Regions from separate parts of the Homo sapiens genome. Here region 2 is linked to region 1. A link is a loop called in an ENCODE intact Hi-C map of the cell type or tissue named here. Cell type or tissue: heart right ventricle. All regions are shown on one strand. Links, peaks and the distances in the headings refer to the core of each region. The heading gives the core; the rest is flanking DNA.

Region 1 (15,547 bases), core at 4,647-12,646:
CTGGCTTAGTTTATGTCCCTTGGGGGACCAAAGAGAAGGAGCAGATGGGACATATTAGCTTCACCAGGCAAAGGTCACCTTAATCAGAGGTTTAGGATCATCAGTAAAATAGGTGATAGTCCAGCCAACATGACCTGCAGTCTGCGGGAGGAGCCACTTGCTTAAGCGGGGCCCTACAGTCTCCTGAAAGCACCTTTCTTAGACATTTATGCTTTTCAAGACCACCAGTCCCATGAGTCTCAGAAAAAAGAGGGCAAGTACATAAATTACAAAAAAAAAAAAAGAAAAGAAAAAAAAAGGTTTTCAATGCCCTAAGGAGAATCTCTTCATCACAGGCTCCTCAGTATCTAAGCTGTGAGAAGTTTTGCAGTTCAGCAAACCCCAGGAAGAGCACATGCCCTGTAACCTACTATGGGAAACACTAGGCTAAGACAGCGTGTTTCCCAGAGGCTTCTGCTCCCATTTACTATGCTGCCAGGGAGTAAGGCACTGGCACATCGGCACCATGCCTTACGCTGGAGGTGGGCAGCATTGTTCATTCTAAGAGTGTCTACACCTCTCTCTGCCCCAGAGGAGCTGCTTAGGAAGCGCACACTGATAGGAGAGGTGGACATGGTGGAAGGCAGGCTGGGGCGCTGGGAGGGAGTGTAAACTGCGGCTGGGACTCAGGCAGGGAGAGAGGCCTAAGCTGAATTTCCAGGAAACAGCCTTGTAGCAGGGCCTTGAGACAGCTGGGTCTTCGACATGTGGAGGGGGAAGGCATTCCAGGTGAACGAGAAAATAGGAGTCACTGTGGCACCAGGCAGGCGGTGGGATCCAGTCCAGCAGGCGAAGGACACAAACTTAGATTTGAGGCATTAGATGTGTCAAGTGAGTATAAGTTGGGGGTGCAGGGGGAGGCAGCAGGCAAAGCCCTGGCTCCCAATCTCTCCCTTTCCACACGCACCTGGTGTGTGCACGTGTACATGGGTAGCACTGGCTCACTCAGGCAGTCATTCTTACCTGGGGGAGGGGGTGGGAAGGGAGCATGGACTTAACTCTCGGGGGTGGGAAGAGAGCATGGACTTTATGAAAAAGCCTGTTGGGTGACTCTGATAGTCCCTATATTAGCCATCCCTTTTATTTTCTGTATTCTGCTGCTCTGACAGTTTGGGGCCTTGCTGCCCCTCCCAGCGTTGCCAATTCCTAAGGACAGTGAATAAGTCACCCAAGCCCATGCTTTTCTGACACAGACCAACCAGTCCAGAGCTTACACCCTGAGTGACCCCCTCCAGGGGGCTCTCACTCATGATCACTACTCACCTGCCCTAATCACCCAGGGCCAGGTGCCAGACACCTGGGCAGCCCCTGTGCCCCAGACCCTCTCCTATTATTCAAATTAGCTCATCTTAGGCCTGTTTACCTTGCCTTGCCTGTTGCTTTTCACAGAAACCTCAATAAAGGCTCTTGCCCATAGATTCCCACTCTCCTTGACCCCGGACTAAACCCAGTGCTTCCCTGTTGGCCTCTGACTGGGGCACCACGCCTCCTGTTTCTAGGGACCTGTGCGGAGGCCTCTTCCTTCATGACAGTCATTTTAATCCCTGCATGTCTTACCACACCCGATTCAAACAAATCCCAAATATCCTTATGGCAAGCCTGGGGCTAGGATGATCAGGACAGTCCACTTGATGCCTGTTGACCTGCGTAATTATTAATGACACCTCCTTCACTTTCAAAAGTGTCCCAGTTCAAAATGCTTCAGGACATTGGTATGGGCAAAGATTGTTCCTAGGTAATACCTTAAAAGTGGCGAAACCTAAGCAAAAATGGACAAATGGGATCACATCAAGCTAAAAAAATTATACACAGCAAAGGAAACAATTAACAAAGCAAAGAGACAACCAACCTACAGAATGAGAGAAAATATTTGCAAAATATCCATCTGATAAGAGATTAATAACCAGAATAGGTAAGGAACTCAAACCACTCAATGGCTAATAATAATAATGATAATAATAATAATAATCCAATGAGAAAAATATCTGAATAGACATTTCTCAAAAGAAGACATACAAATGGCCAACAGATATATGAAAAAAATGCTAAACGTCACTAATCATCAGAGAAATGCAAATCAAAATAATGCAATATCATCTAGCCACAGTTAAAATAGCTGTTATCAAGAAGACAAAAAATAGCATGCTTGCATAGATGTGAAGAAAGGGGAACATTCTTACACTGTTGGTGGGAATGTAAGTTACTACAGTCATTATGGAAAACATCATGGCAGTTCCTCAAAAAACTAAAAATAGTACTGTATGACCCAGACATGCCACAGTTGGGTATCTACCCAAAAGAAAAGAAATTGGTATATCAAAGAGATATCTGCACTCCCACATTTATTGCAGCACTATTCACAATAGCCAAGATATGAAATCAACCTGTGTCCATCAATGGATGCATGAAGAAACTGCCATGCATATACACAATGGAATATTGTTCAGCCTTTAAAAAGAAGAAAACCCTGCCATTTGCAAAAGAAAGGATAAGCCTAGAAGACATACTAAGTAAAATAAGCCAGTCACAGAAGGACAAATACTGCATGATGTCACTTACATAAGGCATCTAAGATAGTCAAACTCATAGAAACAGTAGAATGGCAGCTGCTAGGGGCTGGCGGTGGGGAAGAAATGGGGAATTGTTTTTCAAGGTATAAAGTTTCTGTTATGCAAGATGAGTAAGTTCTGGAGATCTGCTGTACAGCATAGTACCTATGGTTAACAATACAGCATTGTGCATTTTAAAATACATTAAGAGGACAGAGTTCATGTTAAGTGTTCTTACAAAAAAAGTGACTTACAAAAAAGTACACAAATTTTTGGAGGTGATGAATATGTTTAGTTCCTTAGTTGTGGTGATGGTGTGTGCATATGTCCAAACTCATGAAGAGGTATACATGAAATGTGTGCAATTTTCTGTATATCAATTCTATCTCAATACAGCTAAAAAATAAAAATTTAAGAAGTTAGAAGACAGAAAAATGGAAGGAGGTCAGGAAGGAATCAGGAAGCTGAGAGATTTAGAGTCCAGAGGGAAATGTTTGTTTCAAAAAGAGGAAGGGTATTTCACAGAAAAAGACACACTGGGGTAAGATAAGAGACATTCTCAGGAGAAGGGGAGAGAAGGTGAGAATGTCATTATAGGATGAAATTCTCAATAAATTATAAAGTGAATTCATCTGGTACGAGTTTGGGACGTGGGGGTGGGTTTGTGGACTGGGGAAAAAGAAGGAGATTGGGAACAGCTGTTGGATGCTAGCAAGGGATGAAGAGCTGGGCTGTGCATCAGCCTGGGGGGCTCATGGAGGTTGCCTGGCTTGTCAAGGAGCCAAGGCACACAGTTGCACAGCTTCCCCTCCATGTCGCACTGGCCAGGAGATAGAGGAAGGCAGGTGGTGCCTTATCCATGGTTGGTTCCTGACAAGGCAGCCATAGAAAGGGGGACTCTGCAGGGGTTTGGTCTGTGTGTGAGGATAGAGCTGAAAATGGTTTCAGGAGGGACTTGCAGGATAAAAGAATGGGGTGTTCTTTATGGAAATAAAAAGCAGGTGAACCAGGCCTGGGGAGAGGTGGAAGGGGAGGCAGATTGTGGCCAATGACGGCAATGTCAGAGGGCTTGGCCTGGGAGCTGGTTTGATTCTTGAGGGATGAAGAAACCCAAGATGAGTATGTTTCTGTGTGTGGCTGAGAAGAGTGGAGTCAGAGGCCACCAGAGAGGGCCTGGGAGCAGGGTTTCAGCAGAGTCAGAGCATGGAGGTTGGCGTCGTCTCCCATTCTGGAGACAATGGCAGGGGGCAGAGAGAAGAGGGTGTTGAGAGTCTGGGCCCTCATCCTCTGAGAAGATGGAGCTTGGTGGGGGTGTGCTGTCAGTGAGTGGCATTATTTTCCAGTGATGTGGTGAACATACCACCGTGGAGTGGACACAGATAATGTGGTGGTGCTGTAGCACAGATAAGATGATTAGTAAGGAAATGGAGAGTCAAAACCACACGTTTCTTCTTGATATGATAAGTAAATACACAACCTTGCAATTATCAGACAGTTTTTTTTTTTAACAATCTGTTGCATATCTAGGCCAGTGCTTCTTTCTGAAGGGGATAACTTCAGTGGTGATAGAAGACAAAGATCACTGTCCTTAAAAACCTGGAAAGTAACTGCAGAGACATAAAGTAACTAGGAACCCTCTAGGTTTGCATTCAAAGCCTTCCATTCCGTGCTGAGGGCTCTGGGCCTCAGGCTTCTCATTTCAAAGATGGACATGGGAACTCCTGTGTTATCTGCGTTCTAGAGTGTGGCCAAGAACTGGGGTGAGGAGAGGAGGTGAAGGGGCGTCAGGCACACTCAGCCCCACCTGTACAGCAGTGTAAGCGTGCGCTGTAAGAGTGTGGCTGGGTTTCAGAAAAGGAAAGAGATGGGAAAGGCTGGGGTTACACAGGGAGAAGACTGAATAAATGGTGTGAAGAGTCTGGGGCTGGTTCTTTAGGAGGAAATTCTGGTATGAACAGAGAACCATTATTGTCCTAGAAATGAGGAAATTGAGAGAGAACAGATCATCAGAGTCCACCTAATTAAGGCTGGGCTTAGTCACCCTAACAGGAAGTCTGGGAGCCTGATCATTGGCGGCATCCCCTGGACTCAGAAACTCAGCCGGTCCAGCCCAGGAAGGCTCTGCCAGGCCATGGAGGCCCAGCTAGTGCACGCTCAGGCATTCCACTGTGGGCCCACACTCAGCCCTCAGCTATGGGTGGAAACACTACTCCCAAGGGCTGGCCCAGGGGCCTTGGCCAAGGCTGTAGACCCACGCTCCAGCCACGGCTTAAAGATCTACATGTCACCCCATTTACAAGGTCTGCAATGAAAAAAAGGAAGGACACTTTTGGAGAAGGAAGAGTCTGGAAACAAAAAGAACGGGATCGTATTAATTTTGTTATTCCTATGTAACAAATTACAAAGTTAGCAACTTAACTCATTTATCTCATGGTTCTGTAAGTCAGAGGTCCCGGTGGGCTCAACTGGGTTGTCCACCCAGAATCCCACAAGTGAAATTGAGTTGTTGGTAGGACTGCATTCTTTTCTGGACAATTTGGGGGAAAAATTGTTTCCAAGCTCATTCAGATTGTGGGCAGAATTCATGTCCTTGTGGTTGTTGGACTGAGGTCCTCACTTTCTTGCTGGCTGATATCTAAGGACCACCCCAGCTCCTAGAGGCTCCTCTCAGGGCCTGGCCCCATGGCCCCTCCGTCTCAGGAGAGGAGAACCTCCCTAGTGTACAAGCCCCTTTAAGCATCAAATCTCTCTGACTACCTCATCTCCCACCACCAGAAAAAAAATGTTCTACTCTTAAAGGTCTCCTGTGATTAGGTTAGACCCAAGCAGAAAATATCTCCTTAAGGCCAACTGACTGACTAGTAACCTTCATAACATTTGCAAAGTCTTTGCACGAAATAAGTAACATAATCTTGAGAGTGATAGATTTTCATACTCACATTTACTCACTCGAGGAAAATTATAAAAAAGACAAAAGTCATTAGGGGTCATCTGAGAATTCTACCCCTGCCGCAGGGCTAGAGATGAAATGCAGCGAGGACAGCCCTGAAAGGAATTTCCTGGAGGGGGCTGTCCCTGGGGGGAAGGGGATTTCAGTTTGGGGGTCTTTTCAAGGCCTCTGTTCCTCCCCTAATAAGCTCTTCAGACTAATACAGTGAGAATCAGGGAGGCAGCCATGGTTGGGAATCAAAAAGACCGTGGACTTGGAGATCATCTGAACTGTGTTCATCACTTCTTGCTGTATCAGTTACTTAAAATTACCCTGAAACCTAGCGGTTTAGAAAAACACATTTATTTAGCTCATGACATTGTAGTGTGGGTCGGGCTTCATGGGGATGGTTCCCCGTGGCATCACCTGGGCAACTCAAGGTGGGGTGGAGGGTCCGCTTTCAAGATGGCACACCGCATGGCTGTCAGCAGGGGGCCAAGCCAGGTTCTTCTCCTTGGGCCACTTGGGCACCCTCGGAGAAGGATGATTGGGTTCCAAGAGAACCCAGGTTTCTTACAGCCTGAGCCCAGAAACTGGCCCAGCATCATGTCCACAGTGTTTCTTTGGCCAAGCAGCCACAGAGCCTAGGCTCAAAGACAGGGCATAAACCCCACCCCTCAGTGGAAGGAAAGTCAAGGGATTCTGGGGCCACGTTTAAGACTGCCACCCTTGCTGTGTGACCTTGCCAAAAACTCTTGAGCCTTAGAGTCTGACTTTCGTCATCTAGAAAGTAGGAAGAACATCTTATCAGGGTTGCTGTTAGGGTGGCTCATGCGAGAATCCTGGTTTTAGAGCTTCGAAGGTGGAGGGGTCTCAGAGGTGAGGTCTTTGTACTTTCCCAGAGCAGGGGGCTGCTGTGCCTGACGGGAGGGAGAGCAGGAGAAGAGGGGCTTGGCCAGCCTCCCCTGGGAGACAGCAGCTCTGAAACTCCTCCCAGGGCCCACTCCCAGGAGTCAGGGTCCTGGGATCCACGCCATGGGACTGCAGATGGAGCTCACTGGGCTAGCCTGGGCAGCAGCCAGCGTTGTTGGGGTGGGAGGCTGCCTCTTGCCCCTTAGGAAGATGGAAGGAGTGTTAGGAGGTGCCTGGAGTGAGGCTAGGGAATCAGGAGCTGGCTAGGTGTGTCTCCCATAGATGTGGGTGGTGGCTAGGTGCCTCTTCCTGGACTCACTGTGCCAAAGGCAGGGCATCAGCTTTCCATCGGGGCTGTCAGCCCTGGCCTAGGGAGCACCCGCAGACTGTCTGAGTGCAGGTGCCCTGGCCTGTCCTGGAGAAGGGCCTGTTCCCACCAGGGAGGTCAGAGATCAACGAGCTTCTGTGGCTGGGAGTGATGGCCACACTCCAGCCCGGCATGGACGGAGCAAGCCCGAGCTGATGCCATCAGATCTGCTCTCCAGCCCTGCTGCTGGCGACCTCCTTCTCCAGCTGCCGGCGACCTCCTTCTCCAGCTGCCGTGGCTGGCAAGGGGGTGCTGTTTGTCAGACCCCAGCTGTGGGACGGAGCCTGACTTGGAGTTTTTCATCACATGAGGCTGGGTGAGCAGGATCCAAGCCTGCCTCTGAGTGTGGACAGGAAAAAGGGAACTTTTGTTGAGTCTCTCTTTGGTCCCAAGTACCGTGTTAAGCAAGCATGACCTGTGACCCAATCCCTACTTTATAGCAGGGAGTGTGGGGCTCAGAAGGGGACAGAAAAGGTCCATTGAGTTAGTTCTCTGTGGCGGTGTGACAAACTGCCCTCCCTTTGGTGGCTTCCAACAACAGTTATCCTCGCACGGTTCCTATGGGGCAGGGATTGGGGTGGCTTCGCTGGGTCTTCTGCCTCAGGGCGTCCCACACGCTCTCTTCACTCGGAGGCTCTGCTTCCAAGCACACTCAGGCAGTTGCTGGCAGATCACTTGCTGACTGTTGGCTGAGGCCAGGCTCAGTTCTCTGCTGCGTGGTCCTCTCCAGGCCACAGCCTGGCCACCGGCTTTCCCTGAAACAGGCAAGGGAGCAGGCAGGAGGCACCCAGGGCAGAACCCGAGGTTTTTTTTTTTGTAATCTAATCTTGGAAGTGGTGGCCGATGACTTCTGCCTTGTTCTGTTCATTAGAAACAAGGCACCAGGAGCAGCCTGCAGTCCAGGCACGGGTTCCACAGGAACACACCCAGGACATCTGGTGCAGAGCAGGGGTTTAACCACACTCTGAGCGCCTGTTGGTGCCGCGAACCCCACTCACCACAAACACACTCATACCACACACACCACACATTACACACCACACACCACACATTACACACACCACACATGCACGGCACACCACATATAACACACACATCTCACCACACATCACACATACCATGTACATGTACACACCATGCCATACACACCATGCACACATACACATCATGCCATACACACCATGCACACTTCACACTCCACACACTCCACACACCACACACACTCCACACCACAAACACCACATATTACACACACCACACATGCACACCACACCACACACACCGCACATATACCACAAACACACACCACACATTCATTCCACAAGTACTCCACACTCCACACACACACACCACACACACTATACCACACACTATACCACACACATCACACACACCACACACACTACACACCACACACACACATCACACCATACATCACCACACACAATCACACCATACATCACCACACACACCACATATACACACACAACCACACACACACATTTGTGCACACACAAACCACACAGTCACACACACACACCGTTGCTGGGAGGAGAAGGAGGAGGAGGACAGCATAGGTTAGACAATGGCTGCTGAGAATGCAGGTTCTGCTGTCACTTAGAAAATCATCTCGGGACCCTAAATAGAATTATGAGTCAAGTTGATTCCATTTCAAATAAAATCTAGTTCAAGAAGGAAGTTAAAGGATCCAGAAAAACCCTTTTTTATGATGGAATAGTCTGTGGAGCTTGTAGGAACCAGGCCGTACAGCTGCACAGCCTGGGGCTTGCAGTCTTGTGTTCTCTGGGTGGGCTTGGGCAAGCTCTTAACCTTTCAGTGCTACGGTGACACCTCCCTCATGGCTTGGAGCCTGGCATGCACTATCATGCCCTTAGCAAATGTGACCTCACCCCCTTTCCATTTCAGACTACCTGGCTGTCCTCACACAATCCCCAAATTGGCTTTTGGAAAGAGGAAGGATGCATGGTTTTATGGCTGCTGATGCTCAGCTCCAAGATAGGATCCAAGGGGTAAGAAGCTAGAAGACGTTTGTGTGCGGGTGAAGGTGTGGGTAGGGGCCTGAGGTGTGTGTTCACAGCTCTGTGCATGTGTATGTGCGCGTGTGTGAGGACAATCAATACCCTGAGTCATGGCACTATGCATGCCCACTAGGTGGCGTTGCCCACCTGCGCAGCAATCAGGACCCTGCCAGAGGCAGGTACTGGGAAGCAGGATCCCCTGACTCCCCAACTCACACGCTCAGCTGCTGAACCTGTGTCTCCTCCTCTGTTCTGGGTCAGAAGTTCATGGCTAACAGATGAGCCCCAGCTGGAAACCTCTGCCATCAGACCCACAACCTATTTGAGCATGGACTTAATATTATGCCTGACTCCCACTTCCCAGCACTGCACTTGTTAATTTCAGGGAGGAAAGGAAGGCTTCATCTGCTGCATGCAAAGCACTTGACACACATTATTGCTTTGGATCTTCACAACCACCTGTCAAGTGACAACACTGAAGCTCAGAGAGGTGAAGCACCTGCCCAGGGTCACACAGCAGGGAGGTGGAGCGAGCCAGGCCTAACTCCACAGCCTCTCACTTGCATAGCCTGCTGCCTGTGCCCTGCTCTCAGAGGCAGTCTGGTGGAGGAGGGTGTGTTGGGAACAGAGCAGGGAACGTGTGAGGGCCTCAGGACCAGAGACAGAGAGAAGACTGAAGCCAGATGGGGTGGGGCTTCTGCAGTCGGGGGCCTTTGCTCCCTCCCCTGTGTGGTGCGGCAGGGTGGCTGTAGGACTTTGCTAGCCCAGACCTGTGTGAACAGGGGCTCATCCGACCCTGTCCACATGAGGCTGTAGCCTGGTAGCCCACAGATGCACAGTCAGTGGCTGTGCCTTTCTTAGAGGCTGGTGCTTGTTGGGTGGCCAGAGCCTCCACCAGGCCCCATCCTCAGCTCTTTACTCATCCTTCCTGGCCCTTGCAGGAATCCAAGTCTGTGGTCTTTGGACAGGATGGACTCTGGGCCCCACCTCCTCTGGGATGACTCCCAGAAGCCTGGGAGAGAGGAGTCCAGGCTGGGTGGAGGCCTGTGAGCTCCAGTCACCCTTAGCTTCCTGAAGAGGGGCACGGAGGTCTGTCTGCCACTCTGGCCCCTCCTGGGGATGACAACTGCTACAGCTGGATAGGATCAAGTGCCCACAGGTGCTCCAGCGCTGACGGCAGATTCCCTGCAGGATCATGAGGCAGAGACCCCATCTGCCCTCTGCCTCCCTGCAGGAAATACTACAGAGAGCCAGAGCTACACTATTGCCTGCAAATGTCATCGACCCCCAAGGCCACCTCCGGTCACTGTGCCCATCTCCACATGGTTCTGCAGGGCAGCGTGGGTGGTGCATTCACTCAGGGTCCCTGGCCCCATCCAACCTGGTTTAATCCCAGCTCTGCCCCCAGCTGTGTGAGCCTAGGGTACTAACCCTCCTCGAGCCTGTTTCATCTTCTGTAAAATAGGGTTCATGAGAGTGACCGCCTCCCCTCCCGTGAAGAAGGTGAGGATTTGACAGGATTGGACCTGCAACCAGCACATACTGGCTCTGGCCTCCCTGACCCCTCACTCCCAGGGCCCAGCCCCTGTGACCTGAGCTCCTCATGGGGTCCAGCTGCCTCCATCCACACACATGAAGAAGGTCAGGGCCTCCCACTCACCATTCCCTTCTTGGAGTTCCCAGCGGGACTCTGCCGGAAGCCAGGAGCCCGGCCACTGCCCCTGAGTGCACAACCAGGCCTCACAGCAGTTTCCAGGACGGGCTGCTGCCCTGGGCCCTTGGGCTCTGGGGGGCGCTCGCCCACAAGGTGTTGGTGGGTGGAGAAAGTGGGGAGTTGGGCTCCTGGGCTATCCAGTGAGCCCTCTGCCCAGCCTTGGGCCTTCCTTCTGAGTACCCCACAGGGACCGGAGTGAGGATGTCAACTTGGATAGGAGGGGTGGGGAGGGGGAGGGCAGAGGGGATTCCTGCACTGAATGCCCACTGGTGCCAGTGGAAGCTGGGCGCCAGGCAGACAAGGGTCCCATCTCCTCGAAGCTTCACCCCACCAGAGGAGGGGGTCACTCATGGCCTCTTTCTTTGCAGAGAAGGGAATGGTGGCCACCCAGGGGTCATGGGGCTGGTCAGAAGCTGCCAGCCTGATGCCACACCTGCCAGGTTCTCCCCATCGACTGCGTCAGTACCCCAACACACTTGTGTTCACATTTTGAGGGTGTTCTGCCAAGGTGAGGCATGCCAGAGCCCTAGGAAGAAGCCAGGAGCCTCCCAGCCTCAGATGGAGCTTCAGATGCAGAGGTATTGGAGTGGGAAGGGAAGCACTTGGGGGGTTTGATGGGGCCCAGTGGGACAGGCTTGTCGCCCTGCACTTCTGGAAGCCTCCACAGTTGGCTAATCAGAAGAGCATGGCACAAGTCTCCACAAGCCAGGCAACCCGGATCCTGAGGCCAATGGGGAAGGGATAACCAGTGCCCACCCCAGCCAGGGCGTGGCAGAGGGGTGCACGGACCTGTGGGCCATGTGCTTCACAGGGCAGCCTCGCCCAGTCCTTGGAGAAGCCTGCTGGTGCGGCTGTCTTAGTCCCAACAAGGAACAGCACAGTGAGAGCGTTACAGATGCTGCCAGGCTTGCACCACCAATGTTTCATGGGATTGGCTTTTCTTTCCTGGGAAGCTGTGCCCTGGGGAGAGGGAGAGAGCCAGGGGTGGGAGGTCAGGGACAGGGCTGTACAGGAGACTTCTCCATCACAGCCCCAGCATGCCCTCCCCAGCAGCCATGGCATGGCTAGCCCCAAATCTGTGCCTCTTGCCCTGACTTCTGAGTTTCAGACATAGGTGTCCTCATGTCTGATGGCTACCCCTGCCCAGGCTCCCGTGTCCTCATCTTCAGCACGTCTGCAATGAAGCTGCCACTCCACACTCTTTCCTGCCCCCCTACCCTGCATCCACAAGGTCTCTCACAGCCCAGACAGAAGCCTGAAGCCCTTGCTCTGCCTACCCAGCCGGCTGGTCACCAAGTTAGTCCTGCTCTTAGGTCTCAGACACATGGAGGCTCCCCTTAACCCACCTGCTTCAGGCCCCCCCAGTTCCATTCAAGGACTATTTAGTGAGAGCTTTCCCAAGGCTGTACACTGTGATCCCCTGTATGACTCTCCACGTGGACAGCAAAACAGCCTTTCTTCATGGGCGCCACCCCTGCCCCACTCTCCTGTCACTTAGAAGATCGGGCAGGGTGCCCTAACACCACTCTCGGGGCCCCCACCTGCCTCTGCAGCCCCCCACCCAGCATCCCAGCAGCCTGGTGGCAGTATGGGAGCAGCATGACTCGGGGCAGGGTCTCCTCCTTTGGGTCTAGACACCTTCGGCAGTGGGAGGAGGAGTGGGGCCTGCAGACCGAGAGTGGTACCCTCACCCAGTAACCCTATGGGGTCACTCAGGAGAGAGGGGAGAGAAAATGGATGGAATGTTTATGTCCCCCCAAATTCGTATGCCGAAATCTTAATCCCCAGGGTAATGGGATTAGGATTGGGGCCTTTGGGAGGTGATTTAGGTCATGAAGGTGGAGCCCGCTGGAATGGGTTTAGTGCCTTATAAAAGGGACCCCCAGAATATTTCTTACCCACTTTCTGCCACATGAAAATGCTGAGAGAAGCCAGTGGTCTGTATCCCAGAGGAGGGCCCTCACCAGAGTTCTCCACACCTGAGTGGGATAAGGCAGGGAAGGGCATCAGAGAACCCAAGCACTTGATTACAGGACGGATGCTTTCGGCCCTGCCCACCTCTGACCTCCAGGGAGGCACAGGGGCTGAAGATTGCGTTCCGTCACATGGCCAGCGATTGCATCCATTATGTCTGTGTAATGAAACCCCAACAAAGCCCCTGGAACGGGCGGCTCAGGGAGCTTTCTGATGCTGAAACACATGGGTGTGCTGGAAGGGGAGCCCGGAGGGCATGGGCCCTGCCCCAGATCTGGCCCCAAGGACCTCTTCATGTGGCCATCTATCTGTAGCCTTTATCATAAACTGTAATAGTAGGGACAGCTCTTTTCTGAGTTTTGTGAGTTGTTCTAGCAAATTATCAAGGGGGCGGTCTGTGGGAGCCCCCAAATGTGTACTCTGCCAGGCAGAAGTGCAGGTGGCCTGGGGCCCCTGAGATTTGTGGCTGGCATCTTGAAGTGGGTGCAGTCTTGCAGGGCAGAGTCCCTAGCTTGTGGGGTCTGTGCTAGCTCCAGGCAGTTGTGTTAGAAATGAATTGAATTGTGGGTCCCCGGTTGGTGTCAAGAGAATTGTCACCCACCCCTTCTCTTAGCTCACCTCCTTCCTTCTCCGCTCCATGGCAGCATCTCCAGCTATAGGTGTGTAGTTCAGGTCCCACCCAGAGGCAAGGTGGCTTCCAGATCCTCACGGAAGAAGCAGGAAATTAAAGGGAAGCACACCCCTCTGGGGGTAGGAGGCAGGACCGCCTTGGGGAGAGGGCTAATGCTCAGGCCAGAGAGAAAAGGGCTGTATGGCACCGAAGGTCAGCTCCAGGTAACAGCCCCACAGCCTCTGTGCAGCCCCAGGGGAATAGGCCGTGCCTGGGGGATGGGGCCCAAAGTGCTGCCGTCTGGGGCTCAGTCAAGTGAGGATTGCCTGGAAACCTGGCTCAAGCCCCTCTTTCTCAGTGAGCACATCTGCATTTCAAGCAGTTCACCCTGTGGGGATGGGAAGCCAGGGTGGGATTGAGATGCCCAGGGCAGACAGAGCTGAAGGGCCCTCTCCAGGGGGAAGACAGAGCAGGCAATGGGCACAGGCCTCAGGGACACCCCTGAACCCCTTCATGAGGCACGCTAAGCTTAGTTCCTCACCCAGCAGAGAGGCCCGCATTGGCCAGGGCTCTGGAGAGTCTGTCTTAGTCGGCTTGAGCTTCAGAAACAAAGAATCACAGACTAGGGGGCTTAACTACAGAAAGTCGTTTTCCCACGGTTTCCCATATAGTTCCCACAGGGCTAGAAGTCCAAGATCAGGGTGTCGGCAGGGCTGGGTTCTCCTGAGGCCTCTCTCCCTGCCTTGCAGACGCCGCCTTCTGCCATGTCCTCACATGGTCCTCCCTCTGAGTGTCTGTGTCCTTGTCTCCTCTTCTTACACAGACACCAGTCATACTGGATTAGGGCCCATCCTAATGATTTCATTTTAACTCAGTCATGTCTTTAAAGACTCTATCTTCAAATACAGTCACATTCAGAGGTACTGGGGGTTGAGACTTCAACATCTGAATTTTTCGTTAACACAGTTTAGCCCCAAGAGAGCAGTGGATCTCAAGGACTCGGGGAGAACTCCCTTTCTGAAGGAGGGTTGGAATTTGCCCTTTCAGCCTGGTGGGCCTGAAGGGGAGAGTGATGTGGCCACAGACCGTCAGCTCCCCTGGATGTCCTGACCACCATGGGGTTTCCTAGTCCAGATACACTGAGAAGCAGGATCATGAGCACTACCCCGGCGAGTTCCACAGGGCCCAGGCCCTCGGTGGCTGATGCAGCGGACTGTGCTGGTCATCATGGCTGTGCTGGGCCCCAGGGGCTTCTTCATGCTAATCACGACTCTGGAAACTCACGGAGTCTCCACAGTTACGGTCTGGCTGGGCAGGCTGGCCTCACCCTCACCCCTTCTCTGCAGCCTCACAGGGCCCTTTCTGGGTCTTTCACACCCAGTGTTCCATTTTCCAAAGCTCCCCGCCCACGAGAAGGGACATGCTGTGTGCATTTGAGAGCTCAGATGCTTGCTGGCATCTGTCTGCTGTGCTCAGTGGTGGCCTGGGAACAGGACATGGTAGCAGGAATCAAGGCTGTTGGAAAATCACAAAAACATGTGTTTTGATGATGTTGTAAACTCTCCAGTCTATAAAGAAATCCAAATGATGTAACGGGAATGCATTCAGAGGTCCCAGGCCCAGGCCCTCCAATTCCCACCTCCGTGTCTGGGAAAGATGCTGACCCTTAGGGCGCACAGCAGGACCTGACCTCGAAGAGAAACTCACAGGGGTCCCCCAACCCTGATAAAAGCAACATGTAGCTTTGTCTTTTTTAACTTATTCAGAAATTCCACCCAAGATTACTCACATACGTGAGATCCAGTCAACAGAGTCCTAACGAGTGGCTGCAAAACTTTGGCTGGCCAGAGTGTATCCCACTCATTCATTCATTCATTCATTCATTCGGCTAGCATTTTTGGGTCCTTTCGAGCGCTTATTGAAGGTTTTAGTGGTGGTGCTGTCTCTCAAAGTGTGGCCATCAGGTTAGCAGCATCACCATCATATGAACTTGACATTGGAAATGCAGATTCTCAGGCTCCACCCCAAACTCACCTATCAGAAACCCTGAGGGGATCCCAGTGTTGTATGTGCCTGAACAAGCCCCTACAGTGATTTCGATGCACACTTAGGTTTGAGAGCCACTGCCCAGGGATGAGGATGGAGGACAAGGGAGTCCAAATACAAGGGTCAAAGTGAGAAAAAAGCAGTGTTGAATGTGCAGAAGAGAAAGGCTCCCAGGTCGGGGAGCAGGCCTGAGCCAGGTCACGTGGTTCTCCCTTGCTGTGTCAAGACATTTGAGTTCTTGAAATGTAGGGGGAGCCCTTGAGGGATTTAGAGCTGGAATGACACACCATGTTGGACCTTTATAAAGATCATCTTGAGACCTGTGCTAGGGAAGGACTGGCAGGGAGCCAGCTTAGAATCAGAAAGAC
Region 2 (15,547 bases), core at 4,919-12,918, 320 kb after region 1:
AACCATGCCCAAGGCAGGCCACACCTCAAGCTAGCGGGAAACACAGGTGGTTTATGCAGGGTAGGACTGAACAAACCTTCAGAACATTTTTCTTTTCCTTTACAAATTGTAGAATCTGAACCTTGGAAAAGAGCACCTACTCCAGGCAGAAACCTGCACAGCAGTGGCCTCAGCTTCCCTGGAACACTTCTGGCTCAGCCTCCCACCACTCTCCCAGAAAGCCTGGTTCATGTGAACACGCCCATTTATCAGGAGGATGTTCTCAAGCCTGAGCCAAAATCTGTCTCTCCTCAGCACCCTCCCATGAGCTTCTGCTCTGACTCCAGGGACCCCTTGGTCCTGGAGAGCCGTGATATATGAGCCATCTCCCTGGAGGGTGGAGGGGGTTAGGCTTGGGCAGAAATGGACAGGGTTCTAGCCAACCAGGCGCCAGGGGCTGGGTCACTTTCTGGATCAAAGTGAGAAAAATGAAGACAATGAAATATTGTTTGTAAAAGCCAAATACAGTTTCAGGAGTGTTCAAATATCTTCCTACTTTTTATGAAATAATAGAGACAGTAGGTAATAGGTTTGTGGGGTTTATTTTAATAATGTTCAGACTTGGCAAAATAAAATTGTGACAACTCTGCATTGATTTTCAAAATGATTATTTGAGACAGGGTCTCGCTCTGTTGCCCAGGCTGGAGTGCAGTAATCTTAGCTCACTATAACCTCTAATTTCTGGGCTCAAGCAATCCTCCCACCTCAGCCTCCCAAGAAGCTGGGACTACTACTACTACACAAATTCTGACCAGAGCCCAGAGATGGGAAGATGAGATTCACACAGATGCTAGTCGTACGCAGGCATTGGCACTGGCATGCTCTGAGCCCTCAGTGGAAGGCAGCTGCTCTTACTACTAACCAAAGGAATGAAGATCAGATCAACAAGAAGTTTCTATTAAAGAGCCTTCCAATACTCACACTCTCTGAAAAAGAAATCTTGACTCCAAGTCTGTATCTTAAAAATCAATATTTAATATGGAAAGATTCAGTATATTAATTAAATTAATTTAAAAAATAAGTTTAGCTTTAATTTAGTATAATTTGATGTTAACCGAACATTGCTTTTCATACTGAAAAACAGAAAACTATCTAAAATGACCAACAATAGGAGAATAATTGAATGAACTGTGGTTAGTTCCTTCCTCTTTCTTCCTGGACCTGATTTGGGGTAGGGTTACAGAGCATCCAATTTTTCTCCAGAAGTCACTGGGACACACAGCTGAGGGGCAGCAGGAGATAGAAAGAAAACAAGACTGTGTGTGTCTTCAGTCACCCCAGATACCAGCCTCTTTGCCTCAAACAACACAGGTTTGAATTGAAGCAGAGCCTGACCAGGAATGACAGCTCCCTCACCCATACCCGCCCTAGACACGTAGCTGGATATACATGTCCACGTGGACACACCACACACTACACGTGGACACGTCCACACATGGACACACCATATATAATTTAATATATTACATTATAACTTAATATATTCAATCTTTCCGTATTTCATACACTTTTTAAGATAGAGGCTCTGAGTTAAGATTCCTCTTTCAAAGAGTATGAGTATTGCAAGACTCTTTAACAGAAACTTCTCACTGATTACATACACATCACCTGTGTGCACACATGGACACATCACACATTAACACATGCATGCATGCATGTGTGCATGTATACATATGTGCACCACACATGTGCACACCCACACAGGCTCACACATGCATGCAACAGGACTTTCTGATGCATTAGGCAACTTCTGAAACTACTAAAAGGCTCAGAGGAAACACTCTCTTCTTGGGCAAACTGAGGCAGAAAGAAAGGAAGAGAAGAAACTGTGTCTGAGGATGCTGTGGTTTACATTCAGGGCCAAAGTCAGAAGTAGAAGAGAGAATTTGCATCAGAGTGTTGTCTATGTGTGTGCTTAGCCTTATTTATAATTATGGAAAAGCAAATGGAAATGATAACAAGATTCCGTTCTATATTCATTAGAGTTGCAAAAATGAAAGCATGTAACAATACAGCATATTGGCACTGGTAAGGGGAGGAATGAGCACTATCATCAGTGGCTGGTGGGACTGTCATGGCTTCAGTCATCCTGGAGGACAATTCAGCAGCATCAAATAGAGATGAAACACTTAGAAACTCCATTTATTTACGCCCGTTCTGGAGACATGCTTGCACATGAGCAAACAGGCACTTCAGAGAGAAGCACTGGAGCATCACTTGCAATCATGAAAGGCTGGCCATGGCCTCATAGTGGGTGCTGAGCACCTGCCCAGATCAGGACCCCTTCCCCTGGAATTGCCTTCAATAGCCTATAGGGAGCAACTTGCCCAGGTCTCATCTCGTCCCTGAGGACAATCTCCATCCGAGAATGGCATAGGGGGCATGAAGGCTTGGCTCTGGCTTCAATTTGGGGTGACTTTGAAGAGACAACCCCACTCCCCTTGGAATTGGCTGAGGTCCATGGCAGCTGCATCACTCTCAAACTTTCCTTCTCTCTGTGCAGTCCAAGGCCCTCCCCTTCTGACAAGTGCAGCTCCCTAGGGTGCCACCGGCATGCTTCCTGCAGCCAGTCCCATCTCTGTCTGTTTCACTGGAAACCCGAACTGTGACAGACCAAATATCCATCAGTCAGTGAAGAACTGACTAAAGAGTGATACATGGCTATGGTGACATAATGTAGAGCCATTAAAAATCATCCTAGTTGATGCACACCCACATGACTACATATCAAAAATATAGTGCTGAGCAAAACGAGCATGTTGCGGAGTGGCATGTGATATCTGGCACATACATAAAAACCCACAGAGCATCTGTGTTCCAAGGATATGCTTATATATAAGGAAGTAGTTCATAAAAGGACCAGAAAGACACACAGCAAATGGCAGGAAGAAGAATGTCAAAAAGACATGTCACTTAATTGATAATGGTCTTTTTTTCTTCTGTGATTTTGTAAAATCCATACATGGAAAAAAGAATGGAAGTGAATGAGTTGGTGTTGAGAGTAGGTGGTTCTGGGTGACTTTGTCCCCCCATTGCACTGACATCTTCATGCCTGATGTCTCTTACTGACCTGTTAGCTCTTAGGAGAGTGTGTAGGCAGAAAGCTAGGGAAGAGAGGTCTCAAAGTCCATCTGCATTCCCAGTCTCCTGGTGTTCTGAACTTGAGCATTGACATTTCTCCTCGGTTGGTGGGGGGTGACATCCCTAGTACTAAGGGCATTTGGAGGTCTCAGCATCAGTAAAATGAAGCTGACCCTGGAAATGACTCTTGGAAGCAACAGACTGTCCCCAGGCCAAACTGGACCGGGCACTCTGAGGCTCAGCAGTGGACACAAAATGAAGGGAGACCCAGCCCAAAAGACATGAAGCTGCAAACATTTTTCAAATCCCCGACAATGCCCGAGGTGTGACCACCTCATGTGAGCCAGGTGGGCAGTGTGTGAGCACTCAGTACCCCCACATCACACTCAAATCCTGGAGGCCATGCTGCAGCCCAACCTCTGGCACCTTTTGTGGTCATCTATGTTAGTGCTGGACCATTCTTCTTCCCTTCTCTGGACAATGCTCCCACTAGGCAGTATTTGGGCCACCTCTTCCTCTGGCTCAGTGACCATCATCCTAGTTTGCCTGGCATGGTTCTGGTTAACGCCTGTTGTTCCTGTGTAACTAGTACTAGGGTACTGGACGATGTTATGCAGTATCCCCAGTCAGGGGCAGCTCAGGAGCCAATAGCAGAGGCCAACTGGAAACAGCAGGGTGGCTGTCAGGGCGCGGAGGGAGGGTTGGCCCTGCCTGTGTTCAAATCCTGACCAGGTCACATACTGGCTGCATGGTCACAGCCAGGAGACATGGATCACTGGGTCCTTGCTCATCATCCACAAAGTGCCACATACACAAATGTTTCCCAGGTTCTCGGGAAGCCTGCACTTCTGTCCTTGCCTGCTTCTCTTTGTGTGTAATGCTCAGGAAAACATTTGAGCCACGGCGTTCTCTGTCACCTGAAACCTTCATTTGTTCCTCATTCTTTTTTTCCTTCCTCTCTTCATTGTCTTTCCCACACTCTCCTAGTGCCATTGGCCTTTCTAGTCATACCTGAGTTGGAAGTTGCCGCGCGCACACCCCCAGGCCCTCCGTCTGCCAGGCAGCCACAGCCTCCCGAAGACAAGCCAAGTGCCCGCGGCTCTCAGGGAAAAGATCCTAATGCCTGTTTATTGCTGGAGTTCAGACACACGCATACGTCTGATGGGCTTAGGGGAAACAGCAGGAAGAAACACAAACAGAGAGGCCACGTCATGGAAGAACTTTCCTAAACGAGGATGGCACCCCACATTGCTGTGACTAAGAGTTCAGGCACAGTGAGAGGAGGAATGTATGCTTTAGAGAAACTCTAGTCATTCACACAATGTGTGTGTCTGCCATCAATGAGATGGTATTTTTTCCTGGAACCTACTTGGAGTTCTGAGAATTCAAGTGCTCCCTAAGCCTGGACTGTTCTCAGAACAGAGAGGCTTAATATGGGCATAAGAACGGAGTGCCTTGAGGAGCCAGCTTCCGGTCCAAGTGTCGTTTTTATCCTTGAGCTTCATGAGATGTCATTGACAAATAAAATTGCATATACTTACAGTATACGATGTGATGTTTGTGTATACACTGCAAAATGATTGAATCAAGCTAATTAACATATCCATCACCCTACATGCTTTGTGGTGAAAATGTTTAAGATCTACTCTCTTATGATTTTCAAGTATACAGTACAGCATTATTAACCACAGTCACTAGGCTACACAGAAGATTTCTGGAATTTATGTATCCTTTGTACCCTTTGACCAACATTTTCCCATTTCCCTTTCCTGACTCCTCGCCCAGCACGTGATAATCCAGTTTATGTTTAGACTGACTGTGCTTCTGGAGAAATCTTTTAACCTCTCCGAGCCTCAGATTCTTCTCCTAAAAAACGGCAACCATACTACCTGTGATGACTGATTTTATGTCAACTTGACTATCCGATGGTGCCAAACTGTTTGGTGCAGCACTAGTTGAGATGCTGCTGGGAAAGTATTTAGTGGATGTGATACACTTTTGCTACCAGTAGCCTGTACGTGAAGCAGATTATCCGCCATAATGTGGGTGGGTCTCATCTAATCAGTTCAAGGCCTGATGAGCAGTTTCCTGAGGAAGAAGCAATCAGCCTCAAGACTACAACAGAGAAACCCTGTCTGAGTTACCAGCCAGCTGCCTGCCCTGTCAAATTTGGTCTCAAGACTACAGCATCGACTCTTGCCTGAATTTGCAGTCTGCTGGGGCTTGCACAACAGATTTCAGACTTTCCAGCTCCCACAATCACATGAACCTATTATTTAAAATAAACATCTCCATTTTACATCTCCCCATAAGACTCCTTAAAGCGGGGATGTAAAAGGGAGATGTTTATTTTAAAGAATAGGCTCATGATATCTCTGGATTGTAATGATTAAATGAGAACATGGTGTACAACTGCATTTCCATATGCAAAAGAATAAATTTGCTTCCTTACCTCATAGCATAATCAAAACTTAACTCAAAATGGATCAAGGACCTAAAAATAAGAGCTAAAACTCTTAGAAGAAAACATAGGGGTAAGTCTTTATGAGCCTGGCTTTGGAAAAAGATTCCTAGATATGACATCAAGAGCAATGAAGGCAAAATTAGATAAACTGGACTTCATCAAAATGAAAACATTTTGTGCTTCAAAGGACATCTTCAAGAAAGTGAAAGATTAATCCACAGAGTGAGAGAGAATACTTGCTAATTACGTATATGATAGGGGACTTGAATCTAGCATATATAAAAAACTCTTACAACTCAATAATAAAATGATAAATAACCTAATTTTTAAAATAAGCAAATCATCTAAATAGACATTTCTGCAAGGAAGATACACAAATGGCCAATAAGCACATGAAAAGATGCCCAACTTCATTAGTCATCAGGCAGTGCAGATCAATGCTGTAATGAGATACCCCTTCACACCCACTGGGATGGCTATGATCAAAAAGTTGGATAATAATTGTTTTCAAGGTTGTGGAGAAATCAGAACTCACACATTGCTGGTGGGAGTGCAAAATTATACAGTCTCTTTGGAAAACTGGCAGTTCCTCAAAAAGTTAAACATAGAGTTACCATATGACCCAACAATCCCATGCCTAGGCATGTATCCAAGAGAAATGAAAATGTATGTTCACACAAAAACTTATACAGACATTTTTATAGCAGAATTATTCATAATAGCCAAAAGGTGGAAAAAAAACAAATTTGTATCAGTTAATGAATGAATAAACAAAATGTGGCATATGCATAGAATGGAATATTATTCAACCATAAAAAGGAGTGAACTTGAGTCCAGGAGGTGGAGACTGTAGTGAGCCATGGATGAACCTGCAACATTGATGAACCTTGAATACATTTTGCTAAATGAAATAAGCCAGTCACAAAAAGTCACATATTATACGATCCTATTCACGTGAAAAATTCCAGAACAGGAAAATCTATAGAAATCGAAAGTAGATGAGTAGTTTCTTAGAGCTGGGAGGCAGGGATGCGGGTGTGGATAGTGGGTAAGAGCTGAAGGTTACAGGGTTTTATTTTGAGGTGATGAAAATGTTCTAATATTATTGATTTTGGTAATGGTCATAAATTTCTGTGAATACTAAAAATCATTGAATTATATACTTTAAATGGGTGAATTGTATCTCAAGAAAATCATTTTAAAAAAAAGATTAAACGAGACAATCTTCATGACAGGGTACAAACAGAAGCGGTAAGTATTTTCCAAAGCCATTCTGCCTTTGTCCCAGCTACTTCTTCCCTTTTATGAGTCAAAGCATCTCCTCCAATTCCTCACTGTTAGGCTGTCCTCAGATGACAGAATCCAGGCTTTTCTTCTCAGAGACAGATCCACCGGTGGGGAAACAGATGCCCCTGTAGACCAAGTCCTCTCTGCAGCAAGGCTCAGGACACACAAGCCCAGGTTTCCAAAGCACAGGACTGTCAGGGCAGCGCCCGGCACAGGGCTTCGTGGATGTGGTGCTCCACTGAGATACCTACCTCAGCATCCCTGCTCAGCTTCTAGAAAGTGCCTAGGGTGCTGATGAAGGAGGACACTCAGGGAGGAAGATGACTCCTGTGAGTGCCTGCTAGGGACCTCCTTGCCTTAGACCACCCCGAGCCCCTGGACCAACATTCCCACTTCCTTGAATCAGTTCCACATCAGATACCTTAGGCAAGAGAGAGAGAAGGCTGCCTCCTGCTGCCTGGCCACACTTCGCACCCCCTGCTCCCTGCATACTCCGCCTTGCCCAGAAGTTGGTCCTCATGTTGAGCCCACATCCAGATGAGTGGACCCAGCCTCGCTCCCTGGACTTTAAGCCAGCCCTGGGCCCTGAGCCCTCCCTGCTCTCAGGCCTCCCCGGTGAACCCTGCTTCCCAAACCCTGCAATGTCCTGCTGTCAGATTCCCAAGGCTGTGTTCCACTAACGACTCCCAAGCCCCCTGTGTCATCCCACCTAATGGCCTGGATTCCTGAAGGGCGCCCGGGCTGCTCTGCCTGTTGGGTTCAGGCTTCACCCCTGCATCTGTCAGTGCGGGGTCCATCTCCTCCGTCTCCTCTAGACTAATGCCCTGCAGTTACTGGAGACACAGCCTTGCCACAGCCACAGGGGTCCTAGTCCCTGCTGGAGCCTCTCTCCCCACCCCACCTCCTGCCACAAGTCCGTGCCTGGGATTACGACACAAACAGGAACCAAAGCTCAGGGCAGTGTGTGTGGGATCCTCTCTCCCTTTAGCAGGTCCATGTCTCCTCAGCTCTGTGCTCTTGAGCAAGTTCTGTGCTCTCCCTGAGCCCCAGCTTTCTCATCCCCAAAGCAGAAGGAGCAGTGGCTTAGGAGAAATGGCCTGGGTGGGGAGTGATGAAGGCATCATCCATAAACACGGCACATGCCCTGCAGATTCAGACAGCAGGGACCCGACTCCGATCCTGGGTCGCTAGCCTTGTGGTCTTACCTTCCTGTTAAACAGTGTCATTCATGCATTCTCTCCAGATGCAAATTGCTTCCTCATTTCTTTGTGCAAATCAAGCCTTCCAAACAGCCTAAGGCCCCACCCTCCTGTGTTCAGTCTCTAGGATATCTCTGGCTGAAATGTACTCTGTCTGAAAACTTGAACTTCTGTCCTCACTGCACAGAAAAGGTGTCGCGCAGGGAAGGGCAGGACAGCCATGTGCTTCCGAGGGGCTTCCATCCTGCAGAGAAGGGGCTTCTATCCTTCCACCCAACCACTGTGTGGGTGATGAGCCCCTGGCTGATGGGAACTTGGTCACTATTCTGAACCCATTACACACCTCAGAACTCATCCAGGTTCAAAGGCCCTAGGCTCTGCTGCCTGACACACAGCACCCCCTGGAGGCAGCAGTGGGTAATGCACCCTCATGATTCCAGCTCCTGCTGGAATCACTGACATCAGGCAAGTGATGTCATCTTTGAGGCTGTGAATACTTTCTAATATAGATCATTAACAGCTGGAATAATCTATGTTCTGATACTTCAGTTATCGTTTTCCTCTGATGACACAAAACTGTGAAATGCTCAGTCGAAAAGTAGGAATAAGGTATAAGCCCAACCAGCCCTCCTTTCATGCTTAGCGCAATACTTCTCAGCCCCTCAAGTACTTGAAATAATATCAATTCCATACAAACTTTTCCCAGCAAATAGAAAGGGGGAGGAATAGGAAGAGAAAAAATTACTTTCCAACACTTTTATGAGGTAGACGTTACCTAGATACCAAAACCAAAAGAAAAGAAAACTTGAGAGCGATATTCCTTATAACCATGCAAAAGCCCTCAACAGAATACCAGTACATTAAATCCAGGAACATATTCAAAGGCTAATACATCATGAACAAGTGAGATTTAACCCATAAATGAGTGGCTGGTTCGAGATTAGAAAACCAGTCAATATGATTAACTATGTTAACAAACTAAAGAAGAAAAAACATCATGTTAGTAGATGCATCTGACGATATTCAAAACTCATTCACGATTTTTAAAAAATTCTCAAATTACTAGGAATAGAAAAGAATTTTCAACTGATAAAGGGCATCTACCAAAAAAAAATCTACAGCTAACTTTATATTTAATGGTAAACTGGATGTTTTCCCCCTAAGATCACGAACAAGGCACTGGAGACCCTAGCAAGAGCAATAAGGCAAGAGTAAAAAATAGCATCCTCGTGGCAGGCACCCGTAGTCCCAGCTACTCCGGAGGCTGAGGCAGGAGAATGGCGTGAACCCGGGAGGCGGAGCTTGCAGTGAGCCGAGATCACGCCACTGCACTCGAGCCTGGGCAACAGAGCGAGACTCTGTCTCAAAAAAAGAAGAAAAAAAAATAGCATCCTTAAGTTGTCAATCAAGAAATGCAACATGAACACCCCTTTAGAAAATTCCAAGGAATCTTCCAAATGTATACTAGAATAAATGAAGGAGTTTAGCAAGTTGTAAAATATATGATCAAAACATAATGAATAACTGGACATTAAAATTTAAAGAAAAAAGTGCCATTTACAATAGCACCAAAAAAAAAAAACCCCACAAAATACATGGGTATAAACCTAGCAAAATATTTGCATGATCTATATAGTGAAACCACACAACACTGATAAATAAATCAAAGAAGGCCTAAATAAGTAAAGAGATATAACGTATTCATGGGTTGGAAGACTCAGTATTGTTAAGAGGTAAATTGTCTGCAAACTCATCTATGCATTCAATTCAATCCCAATCAATAATCTGATTGTAAAGTCAATGATTTGAATCAAAAATGTATATGGATAATCAAAGGAACTAGAATAGCCAAAATAATTTTGATAAACAATAACAAAGTTGGTAGACTCAGATTACATAATTTCAAGACATATTATAAACTGTAGTAAACAAGAGAGTGTGATGTGGGTAGAAAACAGACAAATAGATGAACGCAGTGGAATAGACTGTGTAGAAATAGGCCCACACAGATGCGATCAATTGCTTTTTTATCAAGATGCCAATACAATTCGCTAGAACAAGGAAAGTCTTTTCAACAACTAGCGTGGGCTCAACTGGATATCTAATTAACTGAAAATACATCATAGACTCACGTGAAACCTAATACTGTAGAAATTCTAGAACAAAATACTAAAGGAAAGGTTTTGTGGCCTTGAGATCAGCAAAGATTTCTTAGCTGTGTCACTAAAAGCATGAATCGTAAAGGGAAAAAATGATAAATTTGGACTCATCAAAGAAAAACTTTCAATCTTCAAAAGACACAGTTGACAACATGAAAAGACAAGGCATGGACTAGAAGAAAATATTTGCAACACATATATCAGGCAAAAGTCTTACATCCAGAACATAAAAATAACTTTTACTTTATCAATAATAAGACAAACAACTGCCTCCCTTCCCCAACAAATGAGCAAAAGATTTGAACATCGATTTCACCATAGAAGACATACAAGTGGCCAATGAATACATAATAAGATGCTCAACGCCATTAATTGTTAAGCAAATACAAATTAAAATCACAATGAGATGCCACAACATACCTATTTGAATGGCTAAAATTTAACTGTCTCTCCTTACCAATTGTTGCCACTAATGTGGAGGAACTGGTAGTCTCTTGCTGCTGGTAGAAATTTAAATTTTGGAAAACAGTTGAGTCATTTCTTAAAATGTTAAATATACATTCCTATCCTAGGTATTATATTACTCCAGCAAAAAGAAAGACACACATCCACACGAAGACTTGCACTCAAATATCCATATCAGCTTTCTTTTTTTTTTTTTTTTAACAGTCGCGCTCTGTAGTCCAGGCTGGAGTGCAGTAGCACAATGTTGGCTCACTGCAACCTCTGCCTCCTGGGTTCAAGCAATTCTCCTGCCTCAGCCTCCCAAGTAGCTGGGATTACAGGCATCCGCCACCATGCCTAGCTAATTTTTGTATTCTTAGTAGAGACTGGGTTTCACCTTGTCTGTCAGGCTGGTCTCGAACTCCTGAACTCAGGTGATCTGCCCACCTCAGCCTCCCAAAGTGCTGGGATTACAGCCGAGAGCCACCACACCTGGCTCATGTCAGCTTTCTTTGTAATATTCATCACTGGAAGCAACCTGAAGGGCTATCGACAGGTGCATGGATAACAAATTGTGGTCCATCTGTGCAATGGAAGGCTACTCAGCAAACAAAATAAATGAACTATTGGTACACTCAACAATATGGGTGAATCCCACAATCATTATGCTGGGCAAAAGAAAACAGATAAAAAAAGGGTATCATTTCTTTTATAGCAAATTCTAGAAGCTACAAGCTAATCTATAGTGTTGGCAGCAAGTAAATCCATGTTTGTCTGGATATGGGAATGCAGAGGGGACTGGGGAGCAAAGGGGCACCAGGAAAACTTGAGGGCGACAGCAATATATGTTGCCCAGGTGGCGGTGAGAATTTCGGGGGGGTATGCATGTGTCAAAACTGACTAAATGATACACTTCAAATAGGTTCATTATATGTTAATTATACATCAATTAAGTAGTGAAAAAAGGACGTACTTATTAGATAATTTAAAAGGTACTGAAAAAATACAATACAGGAAACAAACAAGTGTATATGCCCTTTGACTCAGCAAGCCCAAGTTTGGGAATTTATCCACAAACAAAAAAGCACCTTAGGCCCTTAAGAACGCGTTTTCAAAAACATTTATCGCAATATCGCTGAAACAATATTGAAGTAAAAACAGAAAAAGCTTAAAATATGCCTCACAAAGGGTCAGTAAATCATCAAGAACTACTACAGGATGAGTATCCATTATCTGAAAGTTTTGGAGAAAGAAGTGTTTTAGATTTCAGATTCTTTTTGGATTTTGGAATATCTGTATGTACATAATGAGATATCCTGGGAGTGGGACTCTAGTCTAAACACAGTATTTATGCCTCATGTATGCCTTATACGCATAGCCTAAAGGTAACTATATCAATATTTTAAATAATTTTTTGCATGAAACAAAGTTGGTGTTAAGTACTTATGTGTGAAATTTTTCACTTGTGGTGTTGTGTCGGTGCTCAAAAAGTTTCAGGTTTTGGAGCATTTCAGATTTCAGATTTTTAGATTAGGGATCCCCAGACTACATGTAGCCATTAAAAGGATGAGTTTAATGAGTATACTTCAACTGGGAAGGATGTTTGTGTTGTATGTTTAAGTGAGTAAAACAAAATGCAAATTATCATCTATGCTAATAAACGGCTGACAATAGGATGGACAAATGGATGGGGTGCCCATAGATGTGTGGATGGATCTCTCCTATATGTGCACCTCCCTGCGTGTACACAGACACAGGTGACAATGGCTAGACATTCAATGCTGATTATTTGTTACTAAAGGAGGCTGGATTTTAAAAGCTTTGGAAAAGGTTTGTTTGCACATTTCTACAAAAATGAGTATGTTTTACTCCTCTGATTTAAGAAAAAAGTAAAATGAAAATACATAAAATGAATAAAAAGTCAAGGTTCAATTTGCTTTGAAGTGCATTTAAAAATGTGTTGGTTTGCAGGGGAGAGGAGGCTTGCAGGGTAGAAGAGGCTAGTGAGGCGGAGCTGAGATGAGAAAGGGGTAATAAAATGTCTGTGGTAGAATCTAGGGAGGCAGCCATTAAACTAAGGTGGCTCTAACGCCCTGATTTCCTACAAGAGCAAATTGAAATCTAACTCAGACTCATTTACTGTAAGCAGCTAATTTAAAAGAAACCGAAGCTTAAGTCCAGCCAACCACTGATGGCCAACTGGACATCAGTTGCATGGTCTCGAACTTTCCACTAGGATGTCCCAAATCATGCAAGGGCCGAAACGCTAAGCAACCAAAGCATCTGTAATATTTATTCCACTTCTGCCTTCACCCTGTGGAAGCCTCCCCTTGTGCTCCCTTGCAGAGCCCCAAACTGCCTCTTGTGGGGAGCTACCAGATTCATGAATCGCTATCTGCTCGGATAAGTTCTTTAAAATGTGAACATGTCAAAGCATTTCTTTAAATGATGGCATATAGATATTTGCTGTACCACTTGAACATTTCCATTATAAAACATCGAGGGGAAAACTAACATAAAACAATAGACAGACGAGGGCTTTGGCCACTGAAAAGACAACATCTGTGATGCAATAGGCAAGACGCTCCTTCCTGTACTGCCCAGCTCCGCTTGCTCCCTGACCATCCCTGCAGCAGCCCTGATGTGTCATTGTCCCCCTCTTAACCTGCGCTGCAGGTGCTGCAGGGCTGGGCTCTGGAGCCTGGGTCTGGTCATTTCTCCTTAGATATGTAGAGGCCCAGGAAAGGTTTGGAGCCTAAGAAGCCCTAGGACTCCAGGTCTCCAGGGCAGCCCCAGCCTCTTGGAATGACTTTCCCTAATACCACAGGGGTGTTCTAATCCCAGGCAGACCCAAGCTGCCCCTCACCAACTCCTACGTCCTCAACTTCCTTTCATAACTTCTAGGATGGAAACACCTAATCCTCCAGCAATACTGAGGCTTTTCTCCTTATTCTGTTTTCCCTTTTGAAGAAGCCAAGGCTCAGAGCAGTCGAGTCACCTAATCATGGTCTCATGTCGCCTGATCAAGGTCTCATGTCACCTTATCAAGATCTCACCCACTCACCTATTCAGTTCTCACCAGTTCAGTTCAGGATGGCTTCTAAGCTACCCTGCACAGCTCTGCCCACAGGACATTTGTATAAGTGAGGGGGTGCAGGGCCTTCCAGCCCCCTCCAACTCCAAAACTCAGCCCCCAAGATCAAGTGGACTCTCTGAACCCACCCTGGCCCTACAGTTGTCAGGGTCTGGATGGGAAGATGTAGAGCTCTCGGCTTTCACTCTGGGGACTTACCCAGAACATATTCTCCTCATGAGCTAAGGAGGCTGGCTGCCATCTTCCTACATCCCCCCACGGCCTGGGGGCAAGGACACCCTGGCCCCCTGGAGTCTGGAGAACTCTGAGGACAGAACTTGCTCTTCCACCTGCTTGGGCCTTACCCACAGGAGAAGCACTGCTTCTCTACCCATGCCCCATCCAACTCAGGCACCCCAGGGACTTGCAACAGTCTGATTTTTTCTCACGTCCTTCTTAAGGCTCTGGGCTAGCCACACAAATCAAATCCCAGTGATAGGTCCAGACAATCCTATCCTGAAACTACATCTTAGTAAGACTCCAGGGAATCCTTTCCCCAAAGACAGTCTTACTCCTGTTCTCCCCCAAGCCCTTTCTGGGCCAGAAGCTTTGCCTGGACTCAAGCAATGGCAGACAAGTGCCCTCTGAGGACACGGAAGTGCATGCTCAGAACTGTGATTCTCCAAGTGGAGGCAGAGGAGAAGGCCCAGGCTTCCCAGCAGGGCTAAGGATATGCAAGGAGTGCATTCATCCGGAGGTGTTGGCAGCATCCCAGCCCCACCCCATTCTCATCGTAAATCAGGCTCACTTCCATTGGCTGCATACGGTGGAGTGATGTGACCATATGTCACTTGAGCATTACACAAATCCTAATGAGCTAAAAATATGTTTGTTTTAGCTAATTGACCTCTTTGGCCTTCATAAAGCAGTTGGTAAACATCCTCAGATAATGATTTCCAAAGAGCAGATTGTGGGTCTCAGCTGTGTAGAGAAAGCCCACGTCCCTGAGACCACCTTCTCCAGCTGCCTACTGAGGCACACAGGGGCGCCTGCCTGCTGCCCGCTCAGCCAAGGCGGTGTTGCTGGAGCCAGCTTGGGACAGCTCTCCCAACGCTCTGCCCTGGCCTTGCGACCACTCTCTGGGCCGTAGTTGTCTGTCTGTTAAGTGAGGAAAGTGCCCATCTCCAGAGGCATTCAGCGGCAAAGCAGGGCTTCCAGGTTCCGACCCCATAGCAGGACTTCTTGGATTTCTACAGCCAGTCAGTTGCAAGCAGCACCCACATTATTTCTATAAGAAGTGGCAGGAGCTGGGATCTGAAGAGTTCAGCAGTCTACCTTTCCCTGTTTCTTGTGCTTTATGCAGTCAGGAGGAATGATCTGGATTCCATGTGAAGCCTGGGACCACGGAGACCCAAGACTTCCTGCTTGATTCTCCCTGCGAACTGCAGGCTGTGGGCTGAGCCTTCAAGAAGCAGGAGTCCCCTCTAGCCATTAACTCTCAGAGCTAACCTCATTTGAATGGGAACACTAGTCCTGTGATGTCTGGAAGGTGGGCGCCTCTACACTCCACACCCTACATGGTGGTCCAGACACATCATTCCCAGCATTAGAAAGCTGTAGGGGGACCCGTTCTGTTCCCTGGAGGCATTAAAGGGACATAGAAATAAATCTCAAGCTCTGAGGCTGATGCCAGCCTCAGACTCAGCCTCTGCACTGTATGGGCCAATTGTAGCCCCAAGGACTTCTTCTTGCTGCACCCCCTATCTGTCCACACCTAAAACGATGGGCTTCTATTAGTTAC

What was found. A loop is a pair of places that touch in the nucleus more often than their neighbours do. Peaks named below come from ENCODE experiments on the same cell type or tissue, not always from the same donor. Only the 100,000 strongest peaks of a DNase experiment are listed, where the experiment ranks them.
Region 2: it touches region 1 in a loop (20-fold over the local background); 18 of 110 quality-filtered maps call a loop at or near these places.

Annotation. Positions count from the first base shown.
Region 1 is chr10:47,015,966-47,031,512 of GRCh38, forward strand. No RefSeq gene overlaps it. Among named protein-coding and RNA genes, the nearest start is that of PTPN20, 110 kb to the left of the region's middle. In heart right ventricle, for the core only: a CTCF peak has its summit at 8,980 (motif pointing right); DNase peaks (open chromatin) are centred at 6,576, 7,036, 8,966, 9,866 and 1 weaker place.
Region 2 is chr10:47,332,287-47,347,833 of GRCh38, forward strand. No RefSeq gene overlaps it. Among named protein-coding and RNA genes, the nearest start is that of RBP3, 8.3 kb to the right of the region's middle. RefSeq lists enhancers at 3,675-4,175, 10,244-10,906. In heart right ventricle, for the core only: CTCF peaks have their summits at 8,487 (motif pointing left) and 8,686; a DNase peak (open chromatin) is centred at 8,455; H3K27me3 peaks cover 633 bases.